2 separate regions of the Mus musculus genome follow, and region 2 is linked to region 1. The links are chromatin loops, found by intact Hi-C in ENCODE. Cell type or tissue: left cerebral cortex. All regions are shown on one strand. Links, peaks and the distances in the headings refer to the core of each region. The heading gives the core; the rest is flanking DNA.

Region 1 (2,914 bases), core at 313-2,812:
CCACAGTTCACAGCTTCACACAGAGGAGAACTCGGCCCGGAAGCTCGTGGGCTGAGAGAAGGAAAAAAAAAAACAGCAAGATGGTTGAGGGCTGGGATTATGGTATCAAAACCTAGGCTGAGGACTTGGGAAACCAGTAAGTGGGTCCTGGCTCTACTGTCTCTTGTCCTCTGACCAAAGAGCATGTGCAGGTTTAGGGTACTCAGAGGATGGCATAGAAGCTGAGAGGTAGCCCAGTCCATGTGTCCTTCAGGTGAAGTGTGTGTGTGTGTGTGTGTGTGTACACAAGCATGTGTGCTGTGTTTGCATGCTTTATGTGTGTGCACATGTCTGCATACTCATGTGTGGGCGTGCACATGGAGATGAGAGGACAACCTTGGATGCCATTCTTCAAGTGCTAATCACCCTGTTTTGCTTTGGGTTTTGGTTTTGGTTTTAGTTTTGATGCAGGATCTCCCAGTGACCAATCAGGCTAGACTGACCGGCAAGCAAGCTCTCTGGTGCCTGGATTATGTGCCTGGATTATGAACGCTCATTACCACACCTCGCTTTGGTTTCATGAAGGTTCTGGGGTCACACTCACCCCCACTGCACAGCCACCATCAGCTGTGTCCTCTGGACATTCTGACAGGTTGTTAGAACTGTTTCTGAGAAAATATGATTCCCCACCCCAGCTTCAGCATGGATCCGGGCACCCCTGACATTCAGTGGCACTCACTTCTGCTAATAGGGATCTTAGAGATGATCTTGGAGACGGAAGGCATCAGTCCAAAATGGCCACACAGCAAATACAAACGGTGAGCCAGACAACTTGTCTCGGTGACACCTGAATCAAGGCAGGGACCTTGTGTCACAAAGGGAGCAGCAGCCATAAATATCCACAGTGGTGTGAAATACCAGAATGCTCTCCACAGCCCATGAAATGGACATAAATGTTTACTTCACACTATAATTATGAAGAGGGGCCATGGATCGCCATAAAACCCTAAAGATTGATGCTAAACCAACCACCTCCTTAGTATCATAAATTCTGCCTGCGGTTATATGCAGTATTTAATAAACATTAATGAAAATTTTGTTTATAACACATTTTTTTTTAAAAAAATGGGGCTGGTGAGATGGCTCAGTGAGTAAGAGCACCCGACTGCTCTTCCGAAGGTCCGGAGTTCAAATCCCAGCAACCACATGGTGGCTCACAACCATCTGTAACAAGATCTGATGCCCTCTTCTGGAGTGTCTGAAGACAGCTACAGTGTACTTACATATAATAAATAAATAAATCTTTATAAAAAATGGTTCATTTTTATCTTATGTGTATAAGTGTCTTGTTTGCATGTATGTCTGCACACTACATGTGTGCAGTTCCCATGGAGGCCAGAAGAGGGTGCTGCATCCTGTAGAGCTGGAGTTAAGGATGCCACATGGGTGCTAGGAATTGAACCTGGGTCCTTTGCATAAGCAGCAAGTGCTCTTATCTGCTGAGCAGTCTCTCCAGCCCTTAAGAAGCTTTTTTTTTGAAAGATAGTTGCAATTTAGTTTTTCCAAAGATAATTAGGGAGACTAGTAGCTAAGAATAAATAAGAGATAAAGTATCTCAATTCTCTTCTATATTTTATTATTCATTTATTGTGTGTGTATGTATGTGTTTATGTGCATGTACACATGTGTGTAGAGTTCAGCAGTTAATATCATATATCTCCCCCAGTCGCTTTGACCCACCTGTGTCCACCCCTGACCTCCTGAGAGTCCTCAGACTATAGATGAGCAATATTGTACCACACTTTCACCTCGGAGCTGGGGATCCAACGCAGGCCCTTATGCTTACACAGTGCTATGGTTTGAATATGAAATGCTCCTCATATATTTGTGTGCATGAACACTCGGTCCTCGGCTGATGGTGCTATGGTTATGGAACCCTTAGTCGGTAGAGCCTTGCTGGAAGAAGTGGGTCACTGGGGATGGACCTTTCTAACCTTGCCTCACTTCCTGTTCATTCTCTGTTTCCTGAATCCAGGTGCAGTGTGACAGCAACCTCCCACGCCATGCCTTTCCTGACACAATAGACTGTGTGCCCCTACAACTGTAAACCAAAATAAGCCCCTCCTCCCTTGCATTGCATTTGCCCGGGTGTTTTACTACAGCAACAAGAAAGGAGCTGAGACATGTCACAAGCAAGCCCTTTACCAACTAAGCCATCTCCTGGCTCTCTATTCCTTTTAGGCGCTCCCACAGCATCTGGGACTCTGGGCTCCACCCAGCTGTTGCTATAGGAAAACATGCCAGCAGCAATTCCTGCCCACCTCTGAGCTTGGGCCCCTCTCACTGTGTGGCCACTCACCTCATCTCTGTCCTATCCCATCTCTGTCCTGAGGCCTAGGAAAAGGAATATAGTGTCTTTTGGGAATTCATGTCTTGCTGGGCACTTTAATCCCAGCACTCAGGAGGCAGAGGCAGGCAGATCTTTGTGAGTTTGAGGCCAGACTGGTCTACTGAGCAAGTTCCAGGACAGACAGAGAAACCCTGTCTCAAAAAAAAAAAAAAACAAAAAAAACAAAACAAAAACAAAAACAACAAACAAACCAAAAAACCAAAACCCTATTTTGAGACAGAGTCCCATGCAGAGCAGGCTGGCCCCAAACTGATTCTGTAGCCAAGGATAACTTGAGCCTTTGGTCCCCTTACCTTCATTGCCCAAGTGCAGACATGCTGTTTATGATCGCTAGGACCCGAGCCAGGGCTTTGTGAACACTAGGCAGGGACTCCACCAACCAAGCTGTATCCCTCGGCCGGAGAGGCCACTCATGTGCCAGGGGCTCTGTGGACTGTTTCGGTGCCCACAGGACTCTCTGTAAGTTGAGTGTCTCCAGTCTGTGTAGAAGATGCTCAGGTTGGATTCGTCAGTGGAAACTGTGTC
Region 2 (2,914 bases), core at 91-2,590, 99 kb after region 1:
AATTGCCAGGAATCTGGGAACAGCCAAAATGCTAGTGAACATGGAGGCTCCAGACTGGGACGGTTGCCCCCTGGAGCAGCGCTCCATGGAGTGTAGAGAGCAACATACGGACGTACGGGTGGACATACTTACTTACGTTCAGAACGGACGGACCTCCCGGGTGTGTGGCATGAAGAGTGGTGCCGAAACAAGCACAATATGCTTCCATGTATAATTCTGGTGAGAAAAGTCACTAGAATAGTTGTCTGGGAATGTCCAGAAGTGATGTGCATCACACACACACACACACACACACACACACACACACACACACACACACAATCCATTTCTGGGGCAGTCAAAAGGGCTTATATGTTGGCTAATGTGATGTGGGTATTCTGTATTCTGATATTAGAAGAAAGATATGTACATATTTATCATATACCAATTTTGTCTTAGTTAAAATAACAAGACAGAGGCTGAGTGTGGTGGTACTCAGCACTTGGGATGCAAAGACAGGTGGATGGTTTCCATGCCAGCCAGAGCTACATAATGAGACCTTGTCAAAACAAAACAAAACAAAACAAAACATAAATAAAACAAAAAAGGGAAGAAAGCAAGCAAGCAAACCAAACAGAAAAAACAAAAAACAAAAAAACAAAAAAAAACAGGAGCTTGCTCTGATGAGATGGCTCAGCAGATAAAATCTACAAGTTGTCCTCTGACCTTCTCATGCATGCCACTGCACACATAGGTCTGTGTACATGCACACACACAAAGAATAAGTAAATAAAAATTACAAGAGAAACAGAAGAAGAAATCCCAAGGAGCCTGTCATTTTAGGCCCCGAGCAAGGTCTTCATCACACGAGGCTGTCCTCAGAACAGCTCTTTCTTTGCCCAGGCATCTGCAGTGTACAGGCAGACCTGCAGAGCCCGAGGGTCTGGCCTGGCCCTCACTGCTTGAGCGAATCTCTTCAGCTTAGGGAAGCAGCTATAAATTCCTCTTGAAGTCTGTGTGAGCCCTGCTGCACTCGGGTCTTCTCTAAGTCTCTGCGTTTATTTTAAGCCTTTCCCCATTCCGTGGCTGAGTCCATCAGAGAAAATAAGCGTTCCCCTGGATGACGCGTGACCCCAGTAGAGGGCAAGCTGTCTGGCCAACTTGGGCAGCCAACAGAGGAAGGTGTCCTGGAGGTCTGCACCACCAGTTGGATCTGAAAGGATGGATGCTTTCCTGCTGTTCCCTGGCCAAGAGGCGAGAGGAGGGCCAGACAGCCTGGAAAAATAAAGTTTCCTAGTGACACCTCCAGGCCAGTCCTTCAGGAAACCCATGCTCTTCCCCAGTGCCAGCATCACATTTGTGCTGACTCCCTTGGGGCTTCCAGCCACTGGGAGTCAGATGGAGGAGGTGCCCACAGCGCAAAGGGGAGGAGGAAGAGGACTAAGGAGATGGAACAAAGCAGAATCCGGGAAGGGATGGGGAGGAGAAAAGGAGGCAGACTCGGGACATCTGATACATTCAGAATTTCATCCCTTTGCTGAGGGTTTGAAGCTTTCTGCACACACTGTACACCGTGGGTACCAGGGATCGATGTTGTAGGTATGGATCTGGGTCAGGAGGACACCAGATGGCATCTGTGGCTTCTTGCACAGAGAGTGATGGAAACACACAGTTCATTAGAAGAAAGAACACTTCTGTGTAAGGAAGATGGCAGAGGGAGCAAGATTAGACTTCAGTGGCCGTGAGGATCCCTAACGGGTCATTTCCACAGTACACACCATCTCCCACACTCGTTTGTCCCAGACTTTTCTTGTTCTAATCTGTCCTTTACATGTAGCCCTGGCTGGGAAGGGTCTCCAACTTCTTGCCAACTGGCTTCCTTCATATCTATTGATCTTTAAAAGAAGAGAAAGCAGGGACTAGGGAGTCAGGGCATTTGCTCAAGTTCACTCAGCTAGTCAGAGGGGAATCCAGCCAGAGCCTCCATCTTCTAGCCCTGCTGAGTGTTTACATGGGACACAATTCAGCACAGCTCCAGAGCCCCAAGGGCTGCTGCTGTCTGTGGAGCATTCTGCCACTCACTGGTGAAAAAGCAGGGCCTCCCACCCCCTACCTTTTTAGGAAATGTAGATTTGCAGGAAACACTTGGCTTTGATGGGCAGGACTAATTAGAGGTCTTTTTATTTTTATTTTTTTAAAACTGAGTCGATGTATTTAATTCCGTTTGCCCACAGTCACTGGGTATTTGCAACAAGTCCAGGGCGCTGGGAGCTGAGTCTGTTGGACACTGAACCATCCTTGGATTTTCTTGGCGTTGTTCTCTTTCTCTCTGGTTTTGTTTTGATTTTGTTGCTGTTCTCGTTGCTTTAAAAATACACACACTCTGGAGTCGGATACTTTGACTTCTTTGATGCTTGGGAAGCCAACCATACACTCCTAAAGTTAGACAGAATGGAGTTGACCTTGGCAGAAATTAGACCACAGCCTCAGCGGTCTCTGGCCATGGGCCTGGCCCACAGCCGGTGCGGTCAGCAGAGTGTCATTAAGTTCTCTGGAGAAAAGCAGAGCTCAGAGACCTGCCGCTTCTACCGCCATTGGCGTCCTGCCCCTCCCTGTGCAGGCAGGACCAAGTGCTAAGGAGAGCCAAGGCTGTAGTGCCGTGGGTTGGTGGTGGGACCCACAGAATGCCTCCTTAAACTTCAACAGATGTCGCCTCTCCAGAACCCTCACTATAATAACCTCTGCCAGTGAATTCCACCGGCTACCTTACCTGCCTCTGTGAATTCCATTGGTTCCCTAACCTGCTTGTCAGTAAGGACTCCTCTAGTTTGAGCTTTGAAGATACCTCTATCGGTAACGCTTGCCTAATAAGCAAAGGGTCCTGAGATGGGTTTCCAAAATCCATGCCAGTTGGTAGTAGGCATGGCAGCACATG

What was found. Hi-C counts contacts between places; a loop is a spot of excess contacts. Peaks named below come from ENCODE experiments on the same cell type or tissue, not always from the same donor. Only the 100,000 strongest peaks of a DNase experiment are listed, where the experiment ranks them.
Region 2: it touches region 1 in a loop (2.5-fold over the local background); 4 of 42 quality-filtered maps call a loop at or near these places.

Annotation. Positions count from the first base shown.
Region 1 is chr9:61,058,032-61,060,945 of GRCm38, forward strand. Gm46116 (a long non-coding RNA gene) reads left to right here. Exons shown (of 3, transcript XR_001779194.1): 3 at 440-1,149. Among named protein-coding and RNA genes, the nearest start is that of Gm46116, 2.6 kb to the left of the region's middle. In left cerebral cortex, for the core only: a CTCF peak has its summit at 1,375 (motif pointing right); no DNase peak of the experiment used is centred there.
Region 2 is chr9:61,157,333-61,160,246 of GRCm38, forward strand. No RefSeq gene overlaps it. Among named protein-coding and RNA genes, the nearest start is that of I730028E13Rik, 20 kb to the left of the region's middle. In left cerebral cortex, for the core only: no CTCF peak of the experiment used is centred there; DNase peaks (open chromatin) are centred at 1,068, 2,043 and 2,371.